2 separate regions of the Homo sapiens genome follow, and region 1 is linked to region 2. A link is a loop called in an ENCODE intact Hi-C map of the cell type or tissue named here. Cell type or tissue: heart right ventricle. All regions are shown on one strand. Each heading gives the region's core, and the rest is flanking DNA. Links, peaks and the distances in the headings are about the cores only.

Region 1 (16,282 bases), core at 5,304-13,303, 60 kb before region 2:
TTATGAAACCAATCATACAGACCTGGCCCAGAGAGGGGGTTCCACTTCCAAAAGGCCACCACTGAGCTAGTGACCCTTACCATGCCACTGCTGTCTCCCCATTGATCCACAAACTGAGCTGATGTCTCTGTGCTTAGGATGTGTGGGGCGACAGCTAGGCGTTGATGCCATCCAAGAAGCCTCCCTGCTCGTGTGCTGGATGCGCACCCTCTCCCAAGTGCAGTCCATGCAGCCGCCTTATCCTACCTGCCTTACCTGAGTGGCCCAGCTACCAAAATAGGCCTGGGTATCCTGACAGAGGAGGCTTTCTATAGCCCAACAGGTCAGGCCTCTTTTAAACCCGTGAGTGCATATAAACTACGATTTATTTACACTTTGAACTTGCTCAGCTCCTGCCTGGCTCGCCTGCATTGTCCCAAATGCCAAGAGGTCTCTTCTCTGATGGCCTCAAGATTATTCCCAGAGAAGGTTTCCCATCCTGACGTTTTTGAGCTTCATTGGTGTCACTGGGCTGGGGGCCTAGCTCATAAGTGCAGAGGTGGAGGGAGGCTGCTGCTTTCAATCTGGATCTTGCTTCGATCCCACCTATCTCGAGCTGTGGGCCACACTTGACCTGAGAGCGGTTCATGTGAGCTGGTGGTTTCCTGGGTCATCCCGTTAAGCTTTAAGTCAGATCCTCAAATACTGAGAAACCGCTAAATTACAGCCTTAACGAGTCACTATTTTCTGCAATTAATGATTTTAATTATAGACCGTTTAAATACGGAAGTGTTGTTGCAATGCCAAATCTATGCAAATAATGGCTCTCGTTAAGTAACTTGAATAGCAATTTTCTCGTTTTTGAGAGGAGGGTTTTTCAGGCATTGGAGTGTTCATTGTCCCTACACAGAAGCTGGGGCTGGAAGGCCCTGGTTGGGTGGAACAGGCAAGTGTGCTGTTGTTTCTTGGAATGAGCTGGGGGTTTGGGTGGGGCAGTGGGAGGCAAGGCCAGCTGGAGTTCTATCCTTGCTGGTTTCTTGTGGCCTTGTGTAGTTTGAGGTTATGCACGGAAATTCCAGGCACCTGGTATTTGCAGGCACAAGGGACTATGGGCTGAGAGGTCTTGAGAAGATTCTAGGCTTAGGATTGAGCTCACTGCAGGACCAGGAAGTGCTGCTGCAGGAATAGAAGTTTAGGAGGTAGAACTGAACCATGACAGGCTTGGTCTCTGTCAACATTGACATGTCTCCCTCCAAACGTAATGTTTTCTTAGGTTGCGTTAACAGGAGCACAGTTGCCAGTATAAGGGAGGTGTGAGTCCTCTTTGATTCCAAGTTCGGAGGGCTCTGCCCAAAAGACTGAGATTAATTCAAAGGAGTTTAGACAAACTGTTGCAAATTCACAACCGAATAATTAGGAACATGAGAGGGAACTAGCTTTCCTATTCATTTGTTTGAAGCAAGTATGTGGAGGGCCCATGATGTGCCAGGCCCTGTTTCTAGCACCTGAGAAGACAGTGGTGAAAAGATGAAGAAATACCCACGGGGTCTGCATTCTAGGGGATTGATGGGCACTTTCCAATAAGAGCCAATGACATGAAAAAAATAAAACCAAATAATGGGCTAGAGCATGCTGGGAGGTTGAAGTCAGACACTCCTTGGTAAGTGTGGTCAGGGAGGGCCTCCCCGAGGAGGTGGCATGCAAGCTGAGGCCCGATGGCATGAAGGCAGTATTGTGTGGAAGAGAGCCGTGAGTGCAAAGGCCCTGTGGCCACTGGGTGCCAGGGCTAGGATGACAGAAGGCAGAGTGCAGCTGAAGCACAGTGAATTGGGGCAGAGGCAGTGGAGCCCAGATCATGGCAAGGTTTTCAGGACAGTGAAGGACTTTGGATTTTATCTCCATCATGATGGGAAACCAAGCAGGGGACAGATATTATCTGATTTACACCCTGAATCAAAATGTAAGAAGTTTGCTTTTGAAAGACATGGTTAAGAGAATGAAAAGTCACTGATTGGGAGAAAATATTTGCAAATCACATATCGAATAAAGCACTTGTATCCAGACTATATGAAGAACTCTCAAAACTCCATAATGAGACGGGACACAGAACAACTAAAAAATGAGCAAAAATCTTTTGGCAGATGTCTCACCAAAGAAAATGAACATCATTAGTCATTAGGGAAGGGCAAGTGAAAACCATAGCCTGATGCCACCCACATAAATGAAAAACTCACAATGCTGAGAGTTGGTGAGGGCGGGATAGGAACTTTCACACATTGCTGGTGGCAGTGCAAGATGGTATGGCCATGTGACAAAATATTTGTCAGTTTCTTATAAAGTTAAACGTTCATTTACCGTTAGACCCAGTAATCCCACTCTTAGTGTTTACCCAAGAAAAAAAGGAAAATTTACACTCACACCAATACCTCTACATGAATGATGATAACAGCTTTGTCATGGCCCCAAACCGGAGGCCTGCTCGTTGTCCCTTATTTGGAGGATGGGTAACAGATGGGGTCATGTGTTACATTGGTACAGGTCATGTGTACATTCTCAGCAGTAAAAGGCAACTGCAGATACATGTTACAATGTGAATGAATCTTGTTTTGTTTTTTAAGTGACAGGGTCTGGCTCTGTCACCCAGGCTGGAGTGCAGGAGTGTGATCATGGCTTACTGCAGCCTCAACCTCCGGGGCTCATGTCATCCTTTCACCTCAGCTTCCTGAGTGGCTGGGACTATAGGTGCACACCACCACACCCAGCTAATTTTTTAATTTTAACTTTTAATTTTATAGGTGGGGTCTCATGATACTGCCCAGGCTGGTCTCAAACTCCTGGGCTCAAGCAATCCTCCCGCCTTGGCTTCCCAGAGTGTTGGGATTACAGGCGTGAGCCACTGTCCCTGGTGCCATGGATAAATCTCAAATGTCACATGACAAAAGCCATACTCAAAAGGTTCCATGCTGTATGGTTTTATTGACATGACATTCTGGAAAAAGGTAAAAATATATCGCCATAGAAAACAGACCAGTAGTTGTCAGTGGCTGAAGGTCGGAGTTGCAGGGAAGAAATAGGGGAGACTTTTTTTTTTTTTTGCAATGGAACATCTGAGTTTTGTGTAACTGATGTGAAAGCTGCTGATTTAGAATACTGCAGCAATAAGACTAGATATTGCTTTAAAGGAGAATGCAGAGATAGGGACAGACAGTGCGCACAGTTATTTGGAAAATTTTCTAAGTCTGCTAGTGTTCTGTGTACAGAAAAAGTGAATTTTCTAAATGACAAATTTGGAAACTGTGGTTCCCGTTGTCATTTTTATGATATTCTTTGTGGAAAGATTGTCACTGGACACATTCAGAAACAGTATCAATGACAGACTTTGATATACAATATACTTACCTTGGGGGTCATGTATGTTTGTCTGCACATGCAAGAAATGGTTCAAAATAATGGGGGACCTATGCAGAAGCTACAAGTGCATGTGGTCAACACAGGTTATGTAGATTCCAAGGATGCAAATATCTTAGTGACATAAATATAACAAGATATAACATAAATTGCAGAGAGAATAGGGCTTGCAATGAACTTTTCCATTGTCAGTGTGATCCTGGTTATGCTCCTCCAGATTGTGAGCCGCCAATATCATCACCAGGAGGAAGTGTTAATGATGGATTTTAGCTTACGGTAGAAAAAAGTGTACCTTGTTTCCAAAACGACGTGCTGCTCCTAAAAACAATGGTCTTTTGATCAGTTTCTACATTTCTTTTTTACCTTTGCTCATTTTAATTGCTATTGTTAGTCTTAAATGGAATAAAATGAAGAGATTTTGGAGCAAAGCGGGAACAGTAAGCAGCATATCTATCTCAGAAGACAGCAGCAGGAACAACAACGAGTCACAGAGTTAAAGTAGCCCAAGTGATAACTTCGAAGCCATAGGGTGGAGAAAGGATATTACCAAGAAACTCACCATTAACTGGCCTGATCTAACAATGAAAAAAAAAAAGTTTTCTCTCATTTTGTTATGGCTTAAAGCTTTCAATTTCACAAAACAAAATAAATCCTATGACTTGAAAGCAAGAGAAAAAGAAATAGGGGAGACTAAGCTTTGTCCATATACCTGTACCCTCACCCACATATACACCTGCCCACGCTCACCCCACACCTTGAAAACCCAGGCAGTAGGGGATCCAGTCTGACCTCGAGGTGCTTCCAGGAGTCTGTCCTAAGTCTGTTTAACCAGGAGAAGACTTGGATGGATTGCAGAAGAAATGCAGGGACAGTTGTCTTCGAGCATTTTAAGAACTCTGGGTCCTGGAGGGGTTCTTATTGCTTCAGGTGGCTCCAAGACTTTTGGCAGTGGGCGCCAACTCAGAACAGGGGTTTTGGTCCTGGATAGTCATGGCTCAGGCATCACTCTCTGCAGTTGGCGCAAGCTAGAAGGGAAATTAAGCTGTAGGGACATGAGTGGATTTTGGATGCTAAGAGCAGGAAGCAATGTTGGGTTTTTGGCAGCCCTATTCCCGGAGCCAAGTGTCACTTAAATAAGGCAGCTACACTCTGTCTTCTCTAAGACTGCCTGGTCCCTGCCTTCTGCCTCTTTCTGGCTTTTATTGTCCTCTCTCTCTACAGCCTGACTTTCTGGGCTCCTCTGTACAAGGAGGAAGGTGGTCAAGGTTCCACAGCTCCTGTCAATTCTGCTAAGACAGACACCCTAGGTAGCTCAACAGAGAGGATTTAGTGTGAGGATTGGTGACACAGGTAGCCAGAAGGAACACCCAGGAAACCCCAGAGATAGTGACAGCGGTGGCAGCCAGCCCTCAGGCAACAGGTGCTAGATCCCTGGAGGGGGAATCTGGTAGGTGAGCCTGGGTCAGCTGTCCACCCTGCTCCAGTGAGCTGTGGCTGGGGGTAGGATCATATGATACAAACCAGCAAGTTCAGGGTGCTTTTCAGGGAAGGGGTGCATGACCTGGATGGACACTGAGCATTTGCAGTATGCGGGAAAACTGTCCAGAAATGGAAAGTGCTGAGGTCCCTGTCGGTAGAAGTGTGCAAACAATGCACGTGTCTGAAATGCTGCCAAGAGTGAAGCAGGGAGCGGCCCAGTCTTTGTGAGGGCAGCTCCGTATTTAAAACCTTGCTCTGTCATGCACCAGCCGTAAGCCTCAGTTTCCTTACCTGTAAGGCAGGGGTGTGAGTAGTTCCTACTTAAGAGTTCAGTTGCAAAAGGCCCTTGGCACAGTGGCTGGCACACAGAGCATGTAGCAGACGCTGCCTGTGATTATTATTGACATTGACTTCTGGGCAGTTTGAGGATCAGATGGCTTTGGGGATTCCCTCTCCTTGGAGTTTGCTTTGCTTTCATGGTTTCCAGCCTGAGTTTGAACAAAGTGAGACTCCAAGTCCTTCCTTGTGTGGCATCCCACCAAGCCTCAGGGCTGTGGGCACAGGAGACCCCACATTGGGGCATTGGGAGGAGCCAGGTGCCCAGGGCAGTGAGACGGGGCATAAAGGGCATGGAATGGAGGCCAGAGGGCCGGGGCTTCGGGTCCCCCTTCCCCTACTTCTCTGAGCGCCTTTGACCTGGGCTCTTTTCTTAGGACCCTCTATTTCTGAGCCACGTCCGGGCGCCGTGGAGGGTGGTATGTAGATTTGACTGGGGGTGCAAGACAGCCCGCAAATGTCAGAGCTGTTGGCCTTGCATTCCCAGCCTCAGGCCTCAGCAGATGAAGGCCTGGGGCCCTATCGGCCCCATGCCAGCGGTTAGCCACCCTGAGGGGAGGGGTCGCCTCTGCCCACCAGCCCAGCTGTCTCTGCATCCCCATGGGCACCTCTGTGCCCACAGACACTGGGCACGGATGGTGCCTCCATCTCCCCATCCTAAGAGCCTTGCTGCTTCCTGTTCTTCATCCTCACTGTGGGGATGCGTGCATGAGGGTCATATGCGGCTTACCAGCCATACAGGGCTGGAGTTAGACAGTGGACAAGCTCCCCTGAAATTGTACCAGAGACAATTCTCATGGCCTTCACCCCTGGGCCCTAGGTCTGTGCTGCGGGCCAGGCTCTGTTCTGAGCACTTTGCATGGATTGTGTACAGCCCTATGAACAAGGTACTCTCATCCCCATTTACAGATACAGAAACTGAGGCTCTGAGAAGTTAAGCGGTTTGCCGAGGGTCATTTGCAAATGGCAGAGCCACACATAAAGCTGGATTGTCTTTGCCACCAAGGCAAACAGAAACCCTCCAAAGTTTAAATAAATTGCCATTTATATGAGCTAATAGATTTAAATGAGGCCTGCAGTGCTGAACTATAAAAAGCTTTCGTTGTCAGGGGACCCAGAAACTATTTTAGTAGTTGGGCCAAGCAGGTAGCACAAGTAGCAGTAACAGGGGATGCAAGAAAAATTGCTCCTGGGTGAGCCCAGGTGGGAACGCCATGGGGCCTGTGCGCGCGGGGCCAGGGCTGTGCATGGCCACGTTTGCCAGGCTGCAGCTCGAGGCCAGGACCCTGCAAACCCTGTTGCTTGCAAATGAGCATCAGGATGGGTTTGGCTTAGGCTGGGCTTGGGGAGAGGAAGGATTCATTCTCGTCACGGAGATAGGGACTTCCTAAGACCTCAGGTTCATGGTGCTGCCACCTTTCTCCCCTTTATGACTTGCTTGGTCCTGTCATGGGGGAATAGAACTTGAACTAGAGAGATGTCTTTTTAGACATAGAACTTCTGGGATCTTGGAGCTGTGGGGCACTGCCTGCCAGGGCATGTCAGAGTTCACAGCGCGTGTATGTGTGCACGCACACATGCACATGTCCTTGATGAAGATGGTTTTGGGGTGTTGGACCAGCGCCACGCCCTGGAATCTTGACTCCCTCATTGACAAAGCCAGGGGCTGCAGGAAGTGATTCCGTGAGCCGGGCCCGCGGTGGCAAAGCGGCCAGCCCAGCGTTGAGCGGGCGCATTTAAAGGATTAGCTCATGCTGTTTGCTTGTGTGTGCCTAATCATGCTGCTTCCAGCTAAATGATTACAATTGATTAAAAGCAGAGCTAGGTATTCTAACAAGCAACCCGGAGCCCTTTCGATAGGGTGAGCCGGGCTCTGCCAGGCAGGGTCCTGGTACCCGGCCAGAGGGAGAGCTCTCTGAGACAGGGGCGGGATCTCAGCTCCCTTGGGACCCTTCCTTCCTAGCCCTTGAGAACATTTGATTCAGCCCTTGCCCTGATTCCATTTACTGAGTACCTACTCCCGGCACCACCTCAGGAGCCTGAGACAGAACTGGGAACAAGGAGACAGGGTTTCTATTCTCATGGAGCTGACATGCTTTGGGAGACACTGATGATAAGTCAGTAAATACATGAACTAGGGGATTTCAGAATGTGAAAACGCTGTACTGTGATGGAGAGTGGTGTGTGTATGTGCATGTGTGTGTGTGTGTGCGTGTGCGTGTGTGTGTACGCATGTGCGTGTGCATGTGTGTGTGTGTGTGTGTGTGTGTGTTGGGTGGTCAGGAAAGGCTGGCATTTCAGCTCAATCCTGGAGGTTGCAGAGCCAGTGTGGGGAAGAGCTGGGGGATCCTCCAGGAGAGGGAAGAGCCAGTACCAAGTATCTGAGGCCCAAGCAGATTTGGGGTGTTCTCAGAACAGAATAAAAAGGCAGAGGGACTAGAGGGGCAAGCAGGACAGACGGCCACTGCCTTCCTGCATTATTCTCCTGGGCTGGCCTCGCATCGCCTACCCAGTGAGATCAAGATGGGGCTTCCTAGATGCACGTACACCTGCCTATCTGCCTGCAGGAAGTACCCTTTCTTTCTCTTAATGCATCAGCCCAGCTCCAGTGCCTCCTCCCCTGAGAAGCCTCTCGGATTCTCCTTCCTTTGGTTTCTCCAGCCCTTGGTTTAACCCCCCTGATTCCGTTGGCCATATGGATTGTAAGTCACTACGTCTACACCAAACTCTCCACTCTGACGTGAGTTTTTGGAGAGTGAAGACACCCTTTGCCATCCGTCCGTCCATCCATCCATCCATCCATCCATCCATCCATCCATCCATCCCCATATGTGTTAACATATTTTTTGAGCTCCTGGAAAGTCGGAAAGAGAACACAAGCAGGAAAGGAGGAAAAGGAAGAAGGGGAAACCCACAGATTCCGGGAGCCCATTTTTAAAATCCCTGGTCCTTATAAGATGGGTAACCAAAGAGCCAGTTTCCTTGTCTCTTTGTACTGCTGCTGTTGGATCCAGCCAGATAATTATAACTAATAATAATTAAAAATCAAAAGTGCTCTAGGCACATACTTAGCATTTGACTCTGGCTGCGCTTTCTGTGAGTAGCGGCATCTTCCTCCTTCCTGCTTTAGAGATGGCCCCATCCTTGTCAACCTGACTTCTGCTGGGAGACCAGGGCCCAGATGGGTGTGGCCTGAAGTTGCTGGCTGACACCCAGTGGTGGTTCCAGGGAGTGAGAACCTGTTGCTCACGCTGGAGTCAGCCACTTGTGAGGCCAGGAGCCTGGGGAGGGCTGAGAGTTGGGCTGGCTGCTGACCCCCCGAAGTCTCCCAATCCCCATTATTTTCTTTTTTATTTTTTTGAGACAGAGTCTCACTCGGTCACCCAGTCTGGAGTGTGCAGTAACACGATCTCGGCTCACTGCAATCTCCGCCTCCCGGGTTCAAGTGATTCTCCTGCTTCAGCCTCCCGAGTAGCTGGGATTACAGGTGCCCACCACCATGCCTGGCTAATTTTGTATTTTTAGGAGAGACAGGGGTTTCACCATGTTGGCGAGGCTGGTCTCAAACTTCTGACCTCAAGTGACCCACTTGCCTCGGCCTCTCAAAGTGCTGGGATTACATGTATGGGCCACCGTGCCCAGCCGCCCATTATTTCCTACTGCAGATGTTGTATTTCTCTGGGCTCAGTTTCCACATCTGTTAAATGGGGTAAGACCTGCTGCCTCGGGTTGTTGTGAAGATGGAGTTCGCATGTGTAAAGCACTTTATAGCACTTAGGATAGAAGGATTGCTGAGGGTCATTGTGGCCCTTTTCCAATAGGATCACTTTATGCTTCCTGCCTTCCCCACTAGGGTAGGAAACCAGAGCCCAGCACAGCCTGAATTCTACTGAATGTGACCACATGTTGTGGCGATGCCATGCCCATGCTGTGGAGCTCACAGTCTGGCCTCAGATGCCAGCCCTGCCACCAAGCAGCTCCATGACCATAAGCAAGTCACCGGCATTCTCTTGCTTTCAAGAGACCAGGGTTATTGAAGAGCCCTTCTTTGTTTGGTACTGGGGTAGCTGAAGGCAGTGATGCCTGAAAAGCTCCCAGCATTGGGTCTGGGTCAGAGTCAAAGGTTGGTGAGCCCTAGTCATTGCCCTGCCTGTGGTCTGGAGGTGGTGGGCTTTCTGTTAATGCGTTCATTGACTCATTCAATCAATCATGTGTGGACGTGCTCAATCTAGCCTGCAAGTGTTTACTAAGCACCTGATCTGTGCCAGCTGTGCATAGGTGCTGGGGACAAACAGAGGCATAGACTAAGCCCCTCACATGTTGCAGGGAGGGGAAAGTAAGCTAATAAGGACAAACAGAATTTTTGTTATGTGTTTGTGGAATATAATATAATGTGATGTAATATGGTATAGTATATAGTATAGTATAGTATAGTGCTGCATCATACCATATCACTCATACTACATACTAAATACAACATAAGTGCTACACAAAACAGAGCCCCACAGTTGGGCCCCCATGTGACATTAAGGGGCACTGTGGAGCCTGAGCTTTGCCCTTGCTCCCTGTAAGTTACTGTGTTACGAGCACAGTTGGTCTGTGTCTCTAAGCCTTGGTTTATTTACTGTCAAGTGGGGCAAGGGTGTTCCCAACCTAATAAGGTGTGGCATCATCATCATCATCATCACTGTTGTCATTGACATGATTATTATTGCTGCCACTACTGGAGGCAGCTGTGTCTCCTGAGGGGCCATGTGTGGCAGTTTGTGGTCTGCCTTGGGAGAAGTCTGGGGTGGACACTGACAACACTCCTTGTCCTTAGAAGGCCCAAGGCACAGGCCTGAGCCCCTCACCCCAAAGTAGTACAAATGAGACAGCATTTCCTGAGTGCTTACTGGGAACCTGACTGTAAGCCCTTCATGTGGGTAGCCTCTTAGGACCTCACGCATGAGGTCCATGTCATAGATGGGTAAACTGAGGCTCCCCATGTGGACATAGCTGCCAGCGTGGAGAAATGTGAGGCCAGGCAGTCTGACATGAGTGCCTGTGTTCGCAGCCTGCGGGCTGAGGCAGTGGGGTTGGAGATGACTCTCAAAGCCCTTAGAAGCCAAGGGTAGGTCTCTGGGTGCAGGGTCTCGAAGTGGGCCTCACCTCCCAGCGAGGCAGGCGTTCTAGAGGGTGACATGGAGGCTGCATGCAGCTCCCGGGGCATGATACTGTCGCTGGTCTGGACAGCCCTGGGTGAGCAATGGCTTCTCCCTGGTCACCACAGAGGCGCAGTGAGGAGCGGGCACCGGAGGGGTAGTGTTGAAACAGAAGTCTGTGTCCAGCTGTGCTCAGATACCCTCGTGAGCCTTGAGGGTCAGCTCGCCTGAGCAATGAAGTGTGTGGAGGCCCAGGTGGGGACTGGGGGGCCTCCCCTCAAGGCCCAGCTCCAGGCAGAGATGGCACTTGGAATCAGCCTCCGGCTGCCCGTCTGCCCATTGGAGCCTGTCATTCATGCCCTAGGGCAGGGGGCCAACCAACTTTAGAGGGCACCATGCCATCTCGACAGATGGGCACGGGGGAGCTGCCAGGAGCCTCAGGCCGGTGGCCATTGTGTGTGTGGCGAGCCGAACCCCTCCCCGGCGCTGCCTCAGCCGGGACCACATGCCTTCAGTTTCTTAGTAACAGTGACAACACTGCGAGTGGCGGCGCCTCACCGGCTCCACATCCACAGAGGTTTGCACCCTGTAAGCCCTGCCCCGCATTGACTCAGACAAAGAGGGAGCCTCTCACACGGGAAGACATGGGGCCTTGGGGCCTGAGGGGAAGACCCCAGACATAGACACAGACACAGACACTCCTGTCAGACCACCTGGGCTCATAGCTCTGCTTTCCTGGCAGCTCTGCCCACATGGGGAGTCTCAGTTTACCCATTTACAACAAGGAGACACACTCATGTGAGGTCGTAAGAAGCTACTCACGGGAAGGGCTTGCTGTGAGGTCCCTAGCAGCACTCAGGAAGCACTGCCTCATTTTTACTGCTTTGCGGCGAAGGGTTCAGGCCTGTGTCCTGGGCCTTCTAGGGACAAGGAGCACAGTCAACGTCCACCCCCCAGAAATGAGGTTTGGGGGCCTCAGAGTTGCTTTGTCAATGTGACCTTGGGCATGTGACCTCCCTCACGGTGACTCATTGTCGTCACCTGGACAGTGGGCTGCCAGTGCCCCTCTTGGAGGGTTACTGTGGGGATGCAGCATCATGCTTGTAGATCATCGAGCATGGTGCCTGGTCCCCTAGGAAGGCCACATGGAGGAGGCAACATCTGAGGTGGAATTGGCAGAGTTGATGTGGATATCACTGTCCCTCTTTCACAGATGGGAGAAGCAGGCTCAACAGCGAGTTTAAGCCACTCGCTTGATGTCGTGTCCCACGGCTGGTAAGTGGCAGAGCTGAACCTGCAACCCTGGTGGTAAGAGGCAAGGTGAAGGACGATGGTAGCACCACCACCAACCAGGCACTAAGGGAATCCTTTTGCCTTGATTTTTTTCCCATTCTGAGGGCAAACCTATGAAGCCAGTGCTGCTGTTATCCCCGTTTCACAGGTGGGGAGACTGAGGCATAGTTGGGCAGAGATGAGATTTGAACCCAGGCAGCCTGAACATACAACCATTGTCCTAACACCAAGGGCAGGATGTTTTGTGTTACTGAACTCCATTTGTGTCAGAACTTTCTTGATACAGCAGCCTGTGATCCTGACTTATTGGGAGCGGGGATGGCTGCCTGCATCAGGAGGCTGGGGTCTGGCATGGCTGGGGATGTCTTAGCCCCCATCAACGAGAGACCAGGGTGCTCTGGGTGGAAGCCTGGATTGTACTCTTTGGTCAAGCAGGAACAATTACTAATGACATTTACAAAGAAATTAATGATGAGAAATGCAAGTTGGCATTTCAGGAGCACCCGTCAGCAGCCGTGCGCCAATACTCATAGGAGAGGCGAGGTGCTGGGGGCCGGGCATGGGGAAGAGGAGATGGCAGAAAATTAATTTTGCTGTGTCAATAATGTGGCTCCACTCATTCTGCTTCTGAAGTTTAGACAGAATCAATCATGGACGGACTGGGGCTTGTCCGGGGCTGCATTGAGATTCACTGTGTGGCTGCAATATGAGCAAGGGAAAGTGACAGTTTCAGTTTGGTGTCTCCTTTAGGCGTCCCAGGGGACAGCAGGGATGGGAGTGGCAGGGGACAGTGAGAGGGAAGGAGGTAGTCATCCTAGGACAGGGCCATTTGGGCTAAAATCTATGTACCACCTCTTACCAGCTAGACGACTTAGCGAGCCACTTTGCTTTTCTGAGCCTCAATTTCTTCATCGGTCAAACGGGAACAACTGGGAGAAGTAAAGATAATATATAAAGAGCAGAGAGTCCAGTTTCTGACACATGGTAGGAGCTCAGTATACGGGAGCTGTTGCCTTATTTCACGGTTGTATTTTAAGATACACAGCTTTCCTCCTTAGAGCCTCTCTTACATTAAGTTGCAATACCTCATTTGTGTGCTGTAGTTTAATTGGTCATATTTTTTGTTTGTTGTGATACATAAAATACTGGAGCATCTTATGCTCTTTGGGGTTCTAGGGTAAATAAAATACAGCGTTGGTGGGAAGCGTGGTGGAAGGTGAGGAGCAAGATGCTAAAATTGTCTAGGGCAGGGAGGGGATTTCCAGTAGGATAAGGAACCATGCCTGCCCCTGCCCTCCCTGACTTCAGGAGCATCCAGAACAATCTAACCCGGTCTCTCCTCACATAGGGGAGAAGGGACGCACAAGGAGAAGTCACTGTTTTTATAACATTGAACACTTTTATAGAGCAGAGGGTGAAAACTCACAGTCCATGGCCTGGGGATTGTGGAACTTTTAGAGGGTTCTCTATATTCTATTTTCACTTTTTTTTTTTTTTTTTTTTTTTTAAGAAAGAGAATCTTGCTCAGGCTGCAGTGCAATGGTGTGATCATAGCTCTCTGCAGCCTTGAACTCCTGGGTTCAAGCAGTACTCCCACCTCAGCCTCCTGAGTAGCTGGGACTACAGGTGCACACCACTATACCCAGCTAACGTTTTTATTTTTTGTAAAGATAGGGTTCACTATGCTGCCTAGGCTGGTCTAGAACTCCTGGCCTCAAGCAATTTTACTGCCTTGGCCTTCCAAAGTGCTGGGATTACAGGCATGAGCCATGCGCCTAGCTGGTTGTCTGTGTTTTAAAACAGAGAATTTCCATCATCATAAAGAGTCATTTAGCTAGTGCTTTTTGAGTGCCCGGCATTGTTCTTAGCACTGGTAGGCATAAAAACATTTGATCCTCACAATGCCTCTAATATGAAGACAAGCAAAATGAGGCACAGAGAGGTCAACTAACCCCCCAAGGCCTCAGAGCTGGTTAATGCTGGACCCAGGCCACCAGCCCCGGCTTCTGTCCTCTTCACCACCACACTAAATGGCTGGATTTATTGATTTTTCTATAAATCAGGCCTGGCAGCCCCTGGCCGACATTTCTGTGTGACCCCTTTGGATACTGGGATGTGCTTCCTGGTTCAACACAGCCCACAACTGGCCTTCCTTACCTGGCTTATTACCAACTTGCACTGTGAGTTTGTAACCCCGTTGAAACACTTCACAGTTTGCAATTATTATCTCATTGGTGCCTCTGCAACCATTGCTGCCTCTGCAACATTCTAGGGGCCACTAGAAATGCTCTTGACTCTCACCATTTTGTAGACTTGAATACAGGCTTGGGACCTGGGCATTAAAGTAGGATACTGGCAGAGAGAAGTGGGGCTTGTGGTGGGAGTTGTGGAATGTGTTCTACTCATTTGGGTTTGAGTGTTTGAGCGGAGGAGGCAAGTGAGGCTCTCTGCTTCCTGCACAGTGACCAGTTTCCCAGCTGAGGCCACACCTGGAGGTATAGTCTAGACAGCTGCAGCCCTGACCTGTGGCGCCATCTTTGTTTCCTCATCTTTGCCTCAGAAGCTGCCACATCAAAAATGTGGTATTGGCCAGGCGTGGTGGCTCACACCTGTAATCCCAGTGCTTTGGGAGGCTGAGGCAGGAGAATGGCTTGAGGTCAAGAGTTTGAGACCAGGCTGGACAACATAATGAGACCCCGTATCTACCAAAAAAAAAATGTGGGATCATCCATGTTTTTTAGTTGACAGAGATGACAAAGCCCTGTGGTTAGTATTAGTTATGACCCTATTAAGTGTCCATACAGCATTTTACATGTTATAAAACCTTTTACATATGTTATCTAACTTGAAGCTTCTAACAAGGCAATGAGGTAGATATTATTAGTCTTACTTTTCAGGTGAGTGAAGGAGTGCTTAGAGAAGCGAGTGACTTGGCTAGGGTCAGAAAGACAGTAATTAGCCAAGGCAAGATTTGATCTCCAAAGCCCATTGTCTTCTCATCAACTCATCAACGTTTACCGTCCTACCCAGTTATTTATTCATGCACTCCTCTTCCTCCCACCATTCATCCATTCATCTACACATTTATCCATCCACCCACCAATCCATCTACTCATCCATCCACTCACCAATCCATCTACTCATCCATCCACTCACCAATCCATCCACCCATCCATCCATCCATGCATCCATCCTCTCATCCATCCTCCAGCCACCCATCCACTCATCCATCAATCCATCTGTCTATCAATCTATCACCTACCCATTCGTCCACCTACCCATCTCTCCACCTATCCATCCACTCACCAATCTGTCCACTGATCCTTCCATCTATCTATCCACCCACCTTTCCATCCATCCATACATCTGTCCATCACCTACACACCATTTCATCTATCCATCCATCCATCTATTCATTCATCTACCCATCAATCTGTCATCCACCCACTCCTCCACCTACCCACCTATCTATCCACCCACCTTTCCATCCATCCATACATCTGTCCATCACCTACACACCATTTCATCTATCCATCCATCCATCTATTCATTCATCTACCCATCAATCTGTCATCCACCCACTCCTCCACCTACCCACCTATCTATCCACCCATCCACCCACTCACCAATTCATCCACTATCCATCTTCCACCTACCTATTCCTCCATCTACCCATCCATCCATCTGTCCATCATCCGTCTACCATCCATTCCCCCATACCCATCTACCCACCTATCCATCATTTATCCATCCATCCATCATCTACCATCCATCTCCCTATCCATCCAGCTACACGTTCTTTCACCATCATCACCCTCCAGTATTGAGTGTGAGGTACGTGTCAAGAACCACACAGCTTTTCGGATGCCTTCTTCGTGTGCTCTTAATTTCACACTTCACTCTTACCTATCCCTCTCCTTACTTTAAAACTGTGCATATACCTACACACACATACACACACACACGAAAGCACACACCCCTCTGGTGAGATGAGTGGGATGGGACAGACTGGCGATATAGATAATTCTTGGTTTGCATTATGAAAACCAGTGACTTCTGCCTGGTGATAGAAGTGGGGGGCACAGGGCAGACCCACTTGATCATTGTGGGGCAGGTATCTGGGCAGTGACAATGTGCCCACTGTTTGGTTGGAGGCTGGGTATGTATGAGAGGGCAGACGAGGCATTTGAGGCCAGGCCACAGCATTCTTCAGCCTCATCAGTGGGACCAGCTTCCAAAGAGTGGGCAGCCCATGGAGCCCTGCCTTTCTGGGTGACGGGATCACCCTTTGCTGGGTGCCAGGTTGGACCCCCTCTCTGGACTGGCAAGGATGTACACCTACGTGTTTCCCAAGAACCGTCACAATCATAAAGTGTAATCGGTCTCAGCTGCAGTTTTGATCACTGGTGCGTGCACACAATTTATCACAGCAAATTAGGTCCATCCTTACAAGCTTCTGCCCTGCAGCCTGGGGGTCTGTCAGCAAGGGGGCTGGGCCATGAGGGGCTGGGGGCCATTCTTGGGGGTTGATGGGCCATGTTTTCTGAGGAGGCCCCCTCAGAATATCCGCCAGAACAGTTCTTAGTCTGTAGGACTTAATTTTCTAGAAATTTTGAGGATGCAGGAAAGTTTTCCTTTTAACC
Region 2 (16,282 bases), core at 4,481-12,480:
GAAAGGTGCCCGTGGAGGACAGAGGCGCCAGCTCGCCCAAGCCCCGGCTGGGGACAGCCCCACCCTCACCCACTTTAGAAGCCCCCTTGGAAGCCCCCAGGTAAAACCCCCACTTCCTTTATCCCAAGCCTCTTTTTTGAGGTTTGCCTGCATTTTTGATCTTAACAAGTTTCCTTTTCTTTTTTGTCATCTTTGCCAGAGCTTTTATGCGATTTCCTTTTATTTTAAAAATGGTGGCTTTCAAGCCTCGTCTCATCTATGATTGTTTCATGTTTGCAGGTTTCTGGAAGGTTTGGAGCTGGTCCCTGGGTGGGCAACTTCCCATCTGCTCCTTGCTCTGCTTGTCTGCTTGGAAGGGGCACACGAAGTGACGGCCCCTTTTCAGGGATTGGGGCGGGCCTTGAATCGACAGCCTCCTTTTCAGCTCCCCTCCAGCTGGGTTGGTGCGGCTGGAGAAAGAGGCAGGGTCCTCATCCTCCTGCCTCCCTCAAACCTCCCCTTCTCCATGCAGCAGCAGTAGACCTCATGGTTGCAGGCAGGCTGCCTGAGTTCCAGCCTCTAGCCACATGACTTAGGGCAGCCACTTGTACCCTTTAAGCCTCAGTTGCCCCATCTGTACAGTAGAGAAAGTAATACTTTACTGTAAGATAATAGTAATAAGTACTTACAAATAGTATAAGTAATAGTGCTATAAGATGATACATGGAAAGTGCTTGGCATAGTGCCTGGCACAGAGTGAAGACTTAATAAATAGAACCTATTATAATAGGACAAGCCCTTGGGCTCTCAGACCCCTGTGAGCTGGCCATTATCTCTGTATCCAGCCTCATCAGCTTCTTAGCCCATCTGGAATTTTCTTTGCTTACAAAGTGCCATCCCAGTAGTGCCACAACTCACCTGGCAACTTTGCAACACTGGATCTTTGCTGACACTGGTCCCTCTTCCTGGGACCCTTCTCATGCTACCTTATATGGGAAGACTCCTCCATCCTTCAGGTTCAGCTCAATGCCACCCACTTTGGGATACCTTTACCTCCCCAACCCAAATAAGAATTAACCTGGCCTTCTTCAGTGCCTGTATAAGTGAATTTGATTTTTATTTCACTTAATAATGGAGCAAGTGCTGGGTTGGTCTGTCTTTAGAATCAAAGAGATTTATATTTTAATCTAATTTTTGGCAGGTGCTAGCTTTTCCATTTCATATTTGTGCAACCATGAGCATTCTCCTTAATCCCTCTGAGCCTCAGTTTCCTTCATTTGAAGATGGAGGTGGTGATACCTTCTATAGCATAAGTTCTTGAGAGTGGCTAGAAATGCACTGTGTATTTCTAGCATGGGAACACTGTGGGCACTCAATAAACCTGACCATAGATGATCACTGAGCATTCTTGACTACTTGGCATATAAATAGTTCTCAATAAATGGCAACTTCCTTTATATCATGTCCATTTTTGTTGAGGAACTCATTCATTCACTTATTTGTCAACAGATGCAAATATTGAGTAACTGCTGTGTGCAGACTCAAGGAGACCTCCCAGAGGAATGAGAGGCATCTCTGCCCTTGCAGAGGTCCACTGACAAGCTGATGCAGGCAGAGTGAGGATGTCCTGTGATGAGCCTGGCTCAAGGTTCAGAGGCCGTATGGCACTTCTCTTGACTGTTCACTCTGTACTACACAGCCCATGGGCCTGCACACGCTAGATGCCTACTAAATGCCCCTGGACTGAATTATGTCTGATCCTTGGAAACTCATCCCTTCAGAGTTGCCCCGGGTTGGGCTGCCCCACAATTTAGCCAATCCCCAGTGCCTTGGGATCAGCTCTCTGTTATGTTCTGATGCTTTCCTTGGTGGGCTCCTCTGCCTCAGAAAACCCAAAGTAGATATGGATTTGGAGACAGAGCAGCTCCTCAGCTCCAGCTTCAGCCCTATGATTGATGTTTCTGCTGCTTCCTCTTCTCTTTTGCTAGTTTGTGTGTGTGTGTGTGTGTGTGTGTGTACCTTTATTTACCCTAGAAAGCAGACATAGGCTAACACATCATTTTGGTGTCCCCCAAAGCAAGGATTTTCAGATACTTCTTTCCACAGCCAGCCCAGGCCCTTCAGGACTCCACAGCACCACGGGGCCCTGGAGCACCTCAGGCCATGTGCCCATGATGGCTACACTCTGAGACTGAGGATCTAAGTTTTGGAACGCTCCTCCCTCATCAGCCCAGCTCCACCAGTCCTACTCAACACATGTCATTCTTTTCCCATCTCCAGGCCATTGTTTGGCCTGCCCATAGAACTTTAAAACTTCCCCTGTCCTTCTCACTATTCAGTTTTATGGTGGACATCTCCTCTTTGTCATGCAGCCTCCATTTCCCTTTATTGGAGCAAGCACGTTCTGTTTGTTCATCTTCCTTTAGGAGCCACACACTCTCTTACTTGCCATCCTTGGGCAGCAGGTGGATGAACACTACCCTGCTCCCAGGGGAAGAACGTGTGACCGAGAGCTGACCCATTCAAGTAGTAAGTCCCTCTGACCATATGATTGGCTCATGGATGCCCATGTGGCCGAAGAGGAGCCAATCAGGCCCAATCACTGCTAGTCTGGGACTTTTGCTCCTTGGACTAGAAAAGGTACTCTTGACCATTGGCCGTGGAGTGGGGAGGGTCGAGGTTGGTTGCTGGCAGAGACACTGTTTGGAGACAGTCTGCCTGTAAGATATGGAGGAGAGATGGGGAGTAAGTAATTTGTTCAAGTCGCTGTATTTTGCCACTTCTACCTACCCCTGGACTTCTTGGTTACATGCACCAACAAATTCTGCTTGTCTGCACACGCTCACATACATACACACATACCTGCCTTTTTTTTTTTCTTAAGCCACTTGGAATTGGGTTTTCAGTTACCTTGCAATAAAAATATCTAACCATTTGCTGGAGTCTCTGGTGGATCTGAAATTCTAAGCCCTGGAAGCAGGAAGATAGGTAAAATGTACCCCCAAGGCCACTTCCATGGTGGGATTGCAGGTGCAGCTGCCTTTTTTACAAACCCCCCCTCTGCTTTTCCCTTTGGCCTTGCCTGTTGGAGAGAGAAGGCTTTTCCCCTTATTTGGGCTGAGAGAGGGACACTATAGAACAAGGAAGCCCAAACCACCTTTCCTTCTGCTCCAGGGGTTAGAGGCCACTCTCCTTGGGTTTTTATTTTGTTTTACCTTTTATTTTTTGCAGATTTACCTTCCTAATTAGGTTCTGCTCAGGCAAATATATTAGGATTAGTTTGTAATCCTTGAGCTCACAGAAAGCGAGGGTGGGATGGCCCAGGAGCGGGCTAGGAGCCAGGAGGAGGAGGTGTTTGCTGTGGAAAATCCAGAGTGGGAGATGCACGTGGATAACAAGGTGTGTCTGCACATTAAATGGGTTTCAGATGTATCATTTGTTCATTGTTTGATACAAAGCTATGAATTATTAATTATGTACTAGGTGTTGGGGAGACAGAAGTGAACAGGACAAGACACCTGTCTTCACGGGTCTCTAGTGGAGGGTGAGAGGTAATGAGCAGGACTAATGGTGGTAACAGGTTGCCCAGGCTCCCGGGCCGCTGCCCCTGGTGCCGTGGACGACTTGTGTCCCTGTCTGCTAAGGCTGCGGCTGTGGCTGCTCCAGCCCCAGCAGGTGTAAGAGGCTCTGTAAAGAAGGGTGTTCCTACTTTCCTTTGCACTTGTTTGGTCTCCTCTGGTTCCAGCGTTTTTTTGGTTTTGTTTTTTGTTTTTTGAGACAGGGTTTCACTAACTCACCCAGGCTGGAGTGCAATGGCATGATCAGAACTCATTGCAGCCTTGGCCTCCCTGGGCTCAGGTGACCCTCCTGCCTCAGTCTCCTGAGTAGCTGGGATTGCAAAGATGCATCACCATGCCTGATTAATTTTTGAATTTTTTTGTAGAGACGGGGTCTTGCTACGTTGCCCCAAGCTGGTCTCTAACTCCTGGGCTCAAGCAAGCCAGCTGCCTCGGCCTCCTGTGCTCACCCTCCTGTGCTCACCCTCAGCCAGGCTTCCTGAAACCCATCCTCCGAGCCACACGTCTGGGTCAGGAGTAGGTCCCAGGCTGTGTCAGAACCAACGTCCTCCCCTCCTAGCCATTTGGACAGTTTGTACTTCCCCTTTCTTTGCGGTGAGCCTCCTCTCGGTATTTGCTGTCCTCGGGGTCCCTTCCAGCCGGGAGTCACTGCTTTGGGAAAGAAGGCAAGTGTCAATTCTCTCCCCTTGAGGCTTCTTGGCCCCAGGGCAGTTGTGTCACAGCATGGCAAGTAGACAGTGCAGATGGATGGGGTTAGCCCCTGTCAGGTTCCCAAAGTTGGGGCCACATCCTTCCCATAGCCATGGTGGCTCACTCACCTAACTTGTGCCCACTAAAGCAAAGGCCCTTTCCTGAACAGAGAAGACCGTTCCAAAATGGCCAGTGGCTCCACCTCAACCGACAAGCAATGCTGCAGCTTGCAAATGGCTCCTTCTTCAAGCCCTGCCTGAGTGGCGCCTTGAGCCCCTTGAGTCCCTCAGGGAGCAAGCATCTTGGGGCACAGCTCAGGGGCTCCCAGGCATCCCAAGGACCCCCACTTCTCTCGTGGGGAAAAGACAGATTCTACTCCAGGGGGCTGGATGTCACCATCACTGCCCTGGGACCAGGAAGCCTGCTGAGCCTAGGGCTGCTGCCATGCATGGGGGAGGCCTTGGGGGAGGTTGGTGAAGGGCACTGAGACCTTCGTGGGGTGGAAGGGAGACTCTCGATGGGGGATGCCTCTCACAGGGAGAGCATCAAGGCTGCCTGCCCTCCATTTTGCCTGTCATCATCTCCTGCAAATGGCCATTACAGGGCCCAGAGCTCTCCAGAAGGTCGTCCGCCCTGAAATTAAAGCCCAGCCTCCTTGGAGTGTGTCAGAAGCAGGGTGCTGATGGCCCATCTCTCTCTCATTGAGGGGGATTTACATCTGTTAGTAAATTTAAATGATGAGTTAAATGGGGTTTAGATGGCACCATGAGCAGGTATGTCCTCTGCTTAATGACCATGCAGGCCCATTAGCGGTTTCTGAGCTCCTGCATGGGCATGCTAGGGGCAACTCCTCCCCCTGGTGGGGGACATCCCACCACTCTATCCCCACCCTCCCATCCAAGGCCTGGGCATTGCAGAGGACTCAGCCTTGGCAGAGAGGAGGGCATGGGCAGTGGCTGTGATGCAAGCTGGGAGGACGGGGTTCTGCAGTCCCTGTCCCTGCCACCCTCTTCCTGCCTCCCTCTCCCCAGCGTTCTTTCTCTTTCTCAGTTTGGAGAAGTCTCATGCTCTCCAACTCTTCACGATGCAGCAGAGCCAGATGGGTCCTGGGAAGCTGCTGAGCCCAACATCCCACATTAGAGCTGGAGAAGCTGACAGTCCCTGGTTGGGAAGCAGGTTGAGATTCTGTCCCGCCTCCCGCTGAGGTGGACAGAGGGCACCAGAACAGAGTGGGTGTCAACCCTGGCTGTGTGGCATCTCCTGGGCAGCTTTGAACAAATAGGAGCGTGGGTTCTGCCTAGAGCTCCTGATTTCACTGGTGGGGGTGGGGCCTGGGCCTCGTTGTCTCTCACAGGCCCCCAGGTGACGTGGCTCTGAGGTACTCCAGGGTTGGCAACCACGGGGTGGTTCAAAGGAGTAGCTGGGGACTGAACTGCCATCAAAGCAACCTCCGTCTGCCTGGCCACACCAACCTAGGGCCACAGAGGGGGCATCCACAGCAGTGACATATATTTGTGTGGTTTTGCTTTCACTAAATATTGCAAGACTCCCAGAAACCCCCTCAAACTGTCACCCAATTATTTTGGGGTTACTCCAGGCTTGCCTCCTGTAGACTCGCAAACATGTCTGTCAGCTACCAAGGGGCACCTATGTCTGCTGCCTAAGCAGTTGTTGGGGTCCCCTGGCTCCTGTCCCCATGCTCTGCTGGATCCCGCACCTGTTTCAGGCACCATGATGTCAGCTAGCCACGCCTTGGGCCCTCCGGGTCTGGCTGTCTCCTTTGGGCCGTCCTCCCCGCTGACCCTACAGTGGTCTCTGAGCACCTCGCCCCCAGTGCTGGTGGGCTGACACTCCCAAACTTTGGAGCTGCAGTGGGCTTCCCATCACTGCTGCTCTCTGTTAGTGGCCCCCATGGCGAGGCTACTTGGTCTCACTGTCTTTTGAATTTTGATGAAAACCAAAATTTCAATTTTTGTAGAGAAGCTCTTCTCACTCCCAAGGACTTGGAGCATGAATCCAGGAGGTGTGGTCAGGAGACAAATCTATACCTGCCAGACACTAGAGTCCTGGCCTTTCCCTGCCCCGAGCTCAGACCTTTGTTAAAGCTAAGCTGGTGTTCCCGGCTTTCCCTTTAGAAGGCACTCTATTCCAGGGGGCTTCCCAACCCGTCATGCTGGGAGACTCCTGGTGGCCCTGTCCTGCTCCTTCCACTCCCAATACCCGGATATATTCTGTTTCTATCAGGAGACATGATTCAGGCCCAGGTTGTCCCTTCAGGGACCCCAGTGTCTTGAATCAGAGTTTCATCTTTAGGAAGCATTTTCCTATATTCTACGTTGGTGGGAAGTTTGCAGTTGAGATTAGGCTCTGGCTTGCATCATAACCTGTTCCTGCCCCACCTTCTGCAGGCCTTTCCATTGCTCCCTCTCACCCTCATGTTCAGGCCAGCCGTGTGGGCGCACAGGTAGAGATGGTCACACTCTAGGAAGGAAGAGGAGCCATTTTTCCCCAGGACACCATCCCCTTCCCTCTCATTGGCTAAAATGGGGTCACATGCCCACCCTTAAGCCAATCACTGGTAAGGGTCCTGGGACAACTGTGATAGGCTGAGACTTGCGGGAGCCTGTCCTCAGGGTGGGGAGGGGCTGAGCCATCACCCAGCACCAGGTTCCGGTGAGGACCATAGCAACTCCTGTCCGCACTTTGCATACTTACATTAGTTTCCTGAAGGTAAATTGTCACTAGCTTGCTGGCTTAAAGTAACAGAAGCCCAGAAATCCAAAATCAAGGTATCCGTGAGGCTGCACTCCCTCTGAAGCCTCGGGGACAATCTGGTCCTTGCCTCTTCCAGCTTCTGGTGGCACCAGGTGTTCTTTGGCTCATGGCCACATCCCTCTAATCTCTGCCTCTGTCTTTGTGTCTCTTCGCTGTTTGTCTCTTATAAGGATACTTGTCATTGAATTTAGCCCAGGATGATCTCAGGATCCTTAAATAATTACACCTTTTCCGTATAAGGTAACATTCACAGATTCCAGGAGTTAGAATGGGGACATATTTTTTTGAGGGCCACCATTTAACTCGCTTCAGTATTCGTTACCTCTGTCAGCAGAGACAAGGGTGGCACACAGACTACTCTTGGTAGACAAACGCCAGCATAGCTGAGGATCCAACACAGCAGGGCCACATGAGACTTTGGCAGTGCTGCCTGGCCTGGTCATATGGGGCCTGCTTGGAGGAGGAGGAGGAGGAGGAGGAGGAAAAGTTGTGTCTGCTTTTGAGTTTACTTCTAACCCTCTCCGTGGTTTATTTTCCCCACTGTCCCATTTGGTCTTGACTTCCTGAATTTTTCTGTGATTGCAGAATTCTCCCATTGTGCCTTGCCCGACATCTGAGAGCAGTGAGTGGTCTGCCTGGCATTGAAAAGGAAAAAGTTTCTGGAAGACCCACCTGGGGCTAGAAGCCTTGAAGTTGCTGTGGGTCTGGGGCTTGTGAAGGGAAGCCGGAATGGGGGAGGGCTGCGTGGAGGCAGGGGACTGGCCCTGAAGGCCAGAGACGATCTCCTGGGCTACAGATCCCAGGCCCCTGGGGTGGGATGGTGTGTGTGTTGGGGGCACCTGAGTTGCCCACCTCAGGGGAACTTGGGGGTCCTCCAGGGCCCCAACTGCGAAGCCCCTATTGCTGTTTTTCCTAAGCCCCCAGGCCTAAAAGCTAGAGTCCCAGGGAGAATAAAACAGCCTGAGCAAAAAGGCTCCAAGGCAGTTCAAAGACAGAGAGAGACTGAGGATGAAGTTTTCAAGCCACATCCAAGGGGAGGGCTTTTCATCTGCCAGCCTTTGAATCGGGAATCAAGGCGGGCAAAGTTACTACCAGGTTAAAGTTTAAATGGCACAGAAAGGGGAGACAGGAAGATGAAACGACGGCCGTCTGGCCAGGGGAACAAAGCCGGAGCCCAGCCTGGCCACCTGGCCGCAGAGGCGCTGAGTGGTAGCAGTCCCAGCCAGGAGGGGCTGCGACGCTGCCATTGTTCAGCTGAAGAACGAAAGTAATTGAAAGGAAAGGTGAGCCAAGGAGAGGCAGCCGGTGCGTATGACTGCCTGGATCGTTAGAAAATAATTTAAAGGGAACAGGCCTATCAAGCAGTTTCTCTTATGGAAATGCCATCATTGAAGAGAAAGGAAGGGGAGGGTGGGGGAACCTTTCATTCTTTGGAAAAGAGTGAGTTTTTTTCCCCTCACCAAATATAGACTTGAATATTATTTGAAATCCCGTCATTTGGCAAACTTGCTTTACTCCCTAACTACCTAGGCTGGGGGCCCTCCACAAAACCTTGAGACTTTGGGAACCCTGATGTCTGGGGGGAAACGGGGATGACATGGCTGCATAGCCACAGGATTTTCACTATGAGACCGGGAAGCTCCCTGCATCCTCAGGAAGCCCAGCCCTTGTTTAACTTCCTCCCTGGTTCTGCCTGCAATCCTTACCTCAGAATCGCCCCAGAGCACTGCTGCTTGACCACCTACCAGCTGTGATTTCTGGGGTCTTGAAGACACAAATAGGTGAGTTAGCATGCTGCCCCAGGGGGTGCAGGTGCCCCTTACACCCCTACCTTTCTAGATGAAACTTCCCTGTCCCCAGTATTTGACTGTACACAGGGGGAAAAACCCTGATAACGTTGTTTTAATCTTCTGGAGCTAAAAGACGTGTTCAAAATTGTCAGCATTAGTCAAGCACTTATTATGTGCCAGACAGAGTCTAGTGAACAAAACACAGACCCCTATGTTTAGGAACCTTTAGTCTAGTTGAGGAGGTGGACAAATAAATAAGCAATAACAATATAGATGAATAAGAACTGTGATAGATGAAGCATTATGGCTGTGGGGGGTCCATAGCAGGAACACTTAACCTGGTCTGTAGGCCATGAGGGAAGGCTTCCTGGAGGAGGTGACACGTGGGCTGAATTGTGAAGATTTATGAGCTATTAGTGAGGGAACTTCTACTTCCAGCCAAGATGGAGTAACAAGAGCCATATTTACCCTTCTGCCTGAAAAAACTGGACAAAATGTATGAAACGGTGGTTTGTAAGACACTGGACATTAAGGAATACAGGACAGTGTTCCCTGAGAGAAGAGAGGCAAATGATGCGAGCCCTGTGATTGCACCAGCTTACTGCCTTGAGAGGGCTTCTGAGCCATGGCACAAGGAGGGGGAACCAAAGAGGAAGACTGGCAGGCCTCCTGAGTTGAGGGGACAGAGCTGAGAGTCAGGACCAAGGTGGTGAGAGTCTGCAGGCAGGAAGGTCTAAGAGGAAAGAGCTGCACTCAGAAAGAGCTCTGGAGATTCTGCTCAAGTATTCGGCAGAAAATCAGTCAGCATGTGCATGTGAGGGAACTATCTGGAGCTTGGGAATTAATCATTCAGAGGATCAGAGTGAAGAGTATCTGGTGCTCACACAAAGAATAGTGCCTGTTCCGGCCAGCCAGACTAGAGGACCTAATAATTCACAGGGATCGAGTAGGGCCCTCAGGAAACTCTTGCCTCAGTAGTGGGAAATGATTAGCCTTAGACTGAGCCCTATTCTGGCCCCACCTGGCAAATCTAGAAAATAAGACCCCAAAGGATGAAACTGTCTCCAAGTGCTTTAACTGCATCCAGAACAAAGCTCAAGAATATTTATAGGAATACAAACGTGCCCATCACCTAGAAAGGTAAAATTCATTATGTCTGGCATCCATTTACAAATTACCAGCTGTGCAAAGAAGTGGGAGAATATGACCCATGATGAAGAGGAAAATCATTCCATCAAAACTGATCCAGAACTGATGTAAATGTTAGACTTAGCAGACAAGGTCATTAAAACAGATCTTATGATTGTATCCTGTATGTTCAAGAAGTTAATTAGAAATAGAGAAAACATGAAAAAGATGCAATCAGACTACTAAAAATGAAGACTACGGTGTCTGAGACTGAAAAGTGCACTGCATGGAATTAATAGGAGATGACACATTGCAGAGGAAAAGCCTGGCGAACTTGAAGACATAGCCATAGAAACTATCCAACATGAAATAAAGAGAGCAAACATAATTTTAAAAAATACATTGAAAGAGTATACGTGAGCCATGGCACAACATTCAGTGGTCTAATATACATGGAATTGGGGTGGCCCAAAACGAACAGGGCAGGAATAGAGGCCAAAATTTTTCCAAACTTTATGAGACCCATAAACCCACAGATCCAAGAAGCTCAATGAACTCCAAACACAAAAACATGCAGAAAATGGTGGCACATCAAGTTTAAGTATCAAAGAACTGTCAAACCAGAATTCTATTCCTAGTGAAAATATTTTTCAAAAATGAAGCAAAATAAAGATTTGTTCAGACACACAAAAGCTTAAGGACTCCGTTTTAAATGGAAATACACAAATAGGGTTAAAAGTAAAAGGATGGAAAAAGGTATAACATGCTAACAGTCATCAAAAGAAAGTAGATAAGGTAGATTTCAGACCAAAGAATATTACTAGGGTAAAAAGGTCATTTTATAAAACTAAAGGGGTCAGTACATTGGGAGGATATGACAATTCTAAATTTTTATATACCTGTTAACAGAGCTTCAAATAATGAAGGAAAAAATAATAAGACTGCAAGAGAAATAGACAAACCTGCAATTATGGACAGAGATCTTAATACCCCCTCTCAATAATTAATAGACAGAAAATCAATAGGAGTATAGAAGACTTAAACAACTCTATTAACCAACTTGACCAAATTGACACTTATATAACATTCCACCCAACAATAGCAGAATACACATTCTTTGTAAGTACACACGGAATACACTTTGGCCAAGATAGACCGTATTATTGGCCATAAAATGAGCCTTAATAAATTTAAAAGGATTTAAACCATAGAGTATGTTCTCTGACCGTAACGAAATTACATTAGAAATGAATAACAGAAAGATCTTTGGAAAGACTCCAAATATTTGGAAACAAAGTGACACTTTCTATATAAGCTATGGTTCAAAAAAGAAATCAAAAGGGGAAAAGAGAGTGTATATATATATATATATATATACACACACATATATATATATACACACATATATGTGTATATATATATGTGTGTGTGTATATATATATATATATATATACACTCTCTTTTCCCCTTTTGATTTCTTTTATATATATGTGTATATATATATATATATGTATGTGTATATATATATATATATATATTTTTTTTTTTTTTTTTTTTTTTTTGAGAGAGGGTCTCGCTGAGACACCCAGGCTGGAGCGCAATGGTGCGATCTGAGCTCACTGCAACCTCCACCTCCTAGGTTCAAGTGATTCTCCTGTCTCAGCCTCCTGAGTAGCTGGGGCAAGGAGGGGGAACCAAAGTAGCTGGGACAAGGAGGCGTGCACCACCATGCCTGGCTAATTTTTGTATTTTTAGTAGAGACAGGGTTTCACTGTATTGGCCAGGCTGGTCTCGAACTCTTGACCTCAAGTGATCTGCCTGTCTCAGCCTCCCAAAGTGCTGGGATTACAGGCGTGAGCCACCGCACCCGACTGAAAGAGAGTATTTTTAACTGAGTGGAAGTGATAATACATTATTTCAAGATTTGTGAGATATCTCTAAAGCAGTGCTGACACGGAAATTTATAATACTGAATTCTGACATTAGAAAGGAATAAAGCTCTCAAATCAGTTATCTCATCTTTTGCCTTAAAAAAACTAGAAAATACAAGAGCAAATTAAGCTCAAGATAAGCAGAATAAAGAAAATAAAGATCAGAGTAGACTAATGAAATAGAGCATATAGAGAACAGAAAAACAATAAAACCAAAAGCTAGTTCTTTTAGAAGATCAATAAAAATAGTAAGCCTCTAGTCAGACTGATCAAGAAAAAGGGAAGACAGAAATTACCAAATATCAGCTGGGCATGGTGGCTCATGTCTATAATCCCAGCACTTTGGGAGGCTGAGGCGGGCAGATCACTTGAGGTCAGGAGTTCGAGACAAGCCTGGCTAACATGGTGAAACCCCATCTCTGCTAAAAATACAAAAATTCGCTGGGCATGGTGGTGGGTGCCTGTAATCCCAGCTACTTGGGAGGCTGAAACAGAAGAATCACTCGAAACTGGGAGGCAGAGGTTGTAGTGAGCCGAGATTGTGCTACTGCACTCCAGCCTGGACAACAGAGTGAGATTCCATCTCAAAAAAAAAGGACCAAATATCAACAATGAGATAGTTGACAACATTACATAATATATAGATATTAAAAGGATAATAAGGGAGTATTATGAACATCTCTCTATCTTAGATGAAATGGACAAAATCCTTGAACATTGCAAACTACCAAATCTCATCCAAGAAGAAACAGAAAACCTGAATGGCTCCATGTTTATTAAAATAATTGAATTTGTAATTAAAAACTTTCTGATAAAGTAAGCCCTAGGCCAAGGTGGCTTCACTTGTGAATTCTGTCAAACATTTAAAAAAGCAATAATACCAACTACACACAAACTCTTCCAGGAAACTGAAGAAGAGGGAATATTTCCATCTCATCCTATAAGGCCTGAATTATCCTGTCTTCAAAACCAGACAAAGCCATTACAAGAAAAGGGAACTACAGACCAATATCCTTTATGCACATAGATGCAAAAAATCTAAGTAAAATTTTAGGAAATTGAATTCAGTGACATATACAAAGGATAACATATCATGACCAAGGTGGTTTAGTATTAGGAAATTGATCAGTGCAATTCATTTTATTCATAAACTAGGGAAAAAATGGTATGATCACTTTAATAGCCACAGAAAAAAACATTCAATGAAATTCAATACCCATTGATGATTTTTTAAAAAATCTCAACAAATTAGGAATAGAAGAAAACTTCTTTAACTGGAAAAACCTACAGGTAACATCATACATAATGAAAAATTGAACGTATTTCTCTTAAGGAACAAGTCAAGAATGTCGTCTCTCACTGCTTCTATTCAATATTGTACTAGAGGCGCTAGCCAGTGAAATAGGGGGAAGACAAAGAAAGAGAGAAAGAAGTAAAAACGTTTGCATTTGCAGATAACATGATCGTCTATATAGAAAATCTGATGACACCTATAAAACAGCCACTAGGACTAATGAAGATATTTAGCAGGGTTACAGAATACAAGATCAATATACATAATCAGTTGTATTTTTATACACTAACAAGGAGCCATCAGAACTTAAAATTTTAAATACCACTTACCGTAGCATCAAAAACCATGAAACACTTAGAGATAAGTCTGAGAAGAGACGTGTAAGATCTGTACACTGGAAACTCTAAAACAATGCTGAGAGAAATTAAGGAAGATCTAAATAAATAGAGACATGCCTTGTTCATGGGTCAGAAAACTCAATATTTTTAAGATGTCAGTTCTTCCCAAATTTATCTACAGATTCAGAGCAACCCTAATCAAAATTCCTGTAGGCTATTTTGAAGATTCTCAAATTGATTTGGAAATGTAAAGGGAGCTAGAATAGCCAAAACAATTTTGAAAAAGACAAAGTTGGGACCAATGTTATCTGATTTTGAGACTGAGAATAAGGCCATAGTAATCAAGAGCCTGTAGTACTGGAGTAAAGACGGAGAAAGAGATGAATAGAACAGAATAGAGAACCCAGAAATAGAGCTCTGTCTCTACATGTGGACAACTGACTTTTGACAAAGGTGCAAAGGTGATTCAGTGAGAAAAGATAGTCATTTCAACAAATAGTGTTGAAACAACGGATGTCAATACACAAAATAAGTCAACTCTGATTTATACCTTACACATACAGACTTTGACACAAAATGTATCATAAGCCTAAATGTAAAATATAAAGCCATACAAATTCTTTAAGAAAACAGGAGGAAGCTTTTGTGACTTTGGATTGGGCAAAAGTTTCTTAGAGAGAACACAAAAATCATGACTCCTAAAAGAAAAAAAAAAGATACGTTAGACTTTAAAATTTACATTTTAAAGATACATTTACATTAAAATGAAAAACTGATGCTCTTTAGAAGCTGCCACTAGAAGAATGAAAGGACAAACCACAGAATTTGATAAAATATTCTCAACCATATATTTGGTAACAGGTTTGTTTCTAGAATATATAAAGACCTTTCAAAATTCAATAATAAGAACACAAAACAATGGAAAATGGCAAATGATTTGAACAGAGACTTCACCAAAGAAGATACATGGATGGCAATAAACACATGAAAAGCTGCTCAACATCTTTAGCCATTAGAGAAATGCAAATTCATATCACTAGGAGCTAGCTACCACGGATCATCTATTAGACTGGTTAAGATTAACGAGACAGACCAATTGTTGGTCATGGTGTGGAAAAACTAGAACTCTTTTATTCTGCTGATTTGAAAACAGTTTGGTGGTTTCTTTGAAATTTGAACATACACCTGTCGTACAATCCAACCATGCCACTCCTAGGGTATTTATTAAGTTGAATTAAAGCAGGTGTACATCCAAAAACTTGTACATGAGTATTCATAGCAGCTTTATTTTTAATGGCTACAAACTGTCAACAACCTACATATTCATGGATAAGCAAATTGCATGGCATTCATACAATGGAATATCACTTAGCAAAAGAAAGGCATGAGCTACTGATACACACAAGAATGTGGATGGATCTCAAAATAAATGCTTAGTGAAAGAAGCATTTCAGGGATAAAAAGAGTGCATAGCATATGGTTCAATATACATAAAACGCTAGAAACTGCAAATTAATCTGCATAGAAAGCCCATCAGTGGTTGCTTAGCTATGGGGACAAGAGGTGAGTGGGAGGGATTACCGAGCCAGGAGGAAACTTTGGTGGTGATGGACAGGTTTCCCACCTTGATTTTGGTGATGGTTTCATGGGTGTATACATATGTCAAAACTTGTCACATTGAACATTTTAAAAGTGTGCAATTTATTGTGTGTAAATAGAGTCTCACTAGAGCTGTTAACAAAAGTAGAAAGCAGAGAGGGAGAGAGGAGTGGAGGTGCTCCAGGCAGAGGTCACAGCTTCTGCAAAGGCCTAGACGTGAGAAGGAACAGGGCGTCTTGGCTTGGCTGGGGAATAGGGCATGAAATGGGGAGGTGGGAGACAGGAAGGAAGCTGATTATCCTACCCTGTGTTCTATGCCTCATTCAGAAGTCTCCAGGGAGCTTCAGACAGTGTCCAGGCCTGGCCCAATTCTATCTTGTTTTTCTGCCTCTTGTAGGTGCCTGTAACACTCAGCCCCTCCTTGCAGTTGTTCAAATGAGCCAGATCCTGTATGTCAGGGCTCAGGGACTGCAGAAAGGAGGCTGTCAGCTGGAAGAAGGAGAAGGTGTCAGGATCCCAGGTCCACAAGGCCAGATGCTGGAGGTGGAGGCCTTAGGGGCCAGGGAGATGGGCCCCCGAGCCTCCCTCAGAGAGGGAAAAAAGAGGGAGAGAGGGACAGAGAGAGAGAGAGAGAGAGAGAGAGAAAGAGAAATAAAGGACCATGCAGGTTTTTCCATGAGGATGAGAAGACAGAAGAGTCAACACTCCAACCCAGGAGGGGAACTAGGTCAATTCACGAAGCCAATGTGCAGAAAACTTGTTGAGCAGAGTCCCCTTTGCTGAGTGAACTATCAGACACACATCTTAGCCTCCATCCAGCAGAGTCCTCTGGAGCCACTGTAAGTCCAAAAGCCAGGTGCAGAGGCAGAGTTTTGGGACAACTTGTGTATTTGCATGAGAACGGCAGAGGTAGGGGCAGAGACTGGGGTGAGAGAACAAAAACTTTCCAAAATACCCCACAGTAGCCTGGTCAGCCAGTCATTTGGTGAACTGAATTTCTAGATTGGCTTTTGGCAAAGGGATTTCTGCAAAGCAGTTTTCCACTTCTCTTCCTGTCTCCCACCTCCCCATTTCAGGCCCTGTTCTCTAGCCACTTGGGAGGACAAGTGTCATCGCAATCCCTAAGGGAGGACAGAAGTCATTCACGGCACTCTACAGAAGCCAGAAGATGTGCTTATAG

The links. Peaks named below come from ENCODE experiments on the same cell type or tissue, not always from the same donor. Only the 100,000 strongest peaks of a DNase experiment are listed, where the experiment ranks them.
Region 1: a loop joins it to region 2, with 2.7 times the contacts of the local background. A loop is called at or near these places in 6 of 110 quality-filtered maps.

The regions. Positions count from the first base shown.
Region 1 is chr16:49,505,378-49,521,659 of GRCh38, reverse strand. The region is part of intron 7 of ZNF423 (zinc finger protein 423); the gene reads left to right. It also overlaps the pseudogene ADAM3B. Among named protein-coding and RNA genes, the nearest start is that of LINC02179, 47 kb to the right of the region's middle. In heart right ventricle, for the core only: a CTCF peak has its summit at 8,412 (motif pointing left); a DNase peak (open chromatin) is centred at 10,799.
Region 2 is chr16:49,444,700-49,460,981 of GRCh38, reverse strand. It overlaps LOC105371244 (a long non-coding RNA gene), which reads left to right and starts at 6,891. Exons shown (of 8, transcript XR_001752167.2): 1 at 6,891-6,977; 2 at 7,608-8,803. In heart right ventricle, for the core only: a CTCF peak has its summit at 8,232; no DNase peak of the experiment used is centred there; H3K4me3 peaks cover 1,660 bases; H3K27ac peaks cover 2,306 bases; H3K27me3 peaks cover 1,566 bases.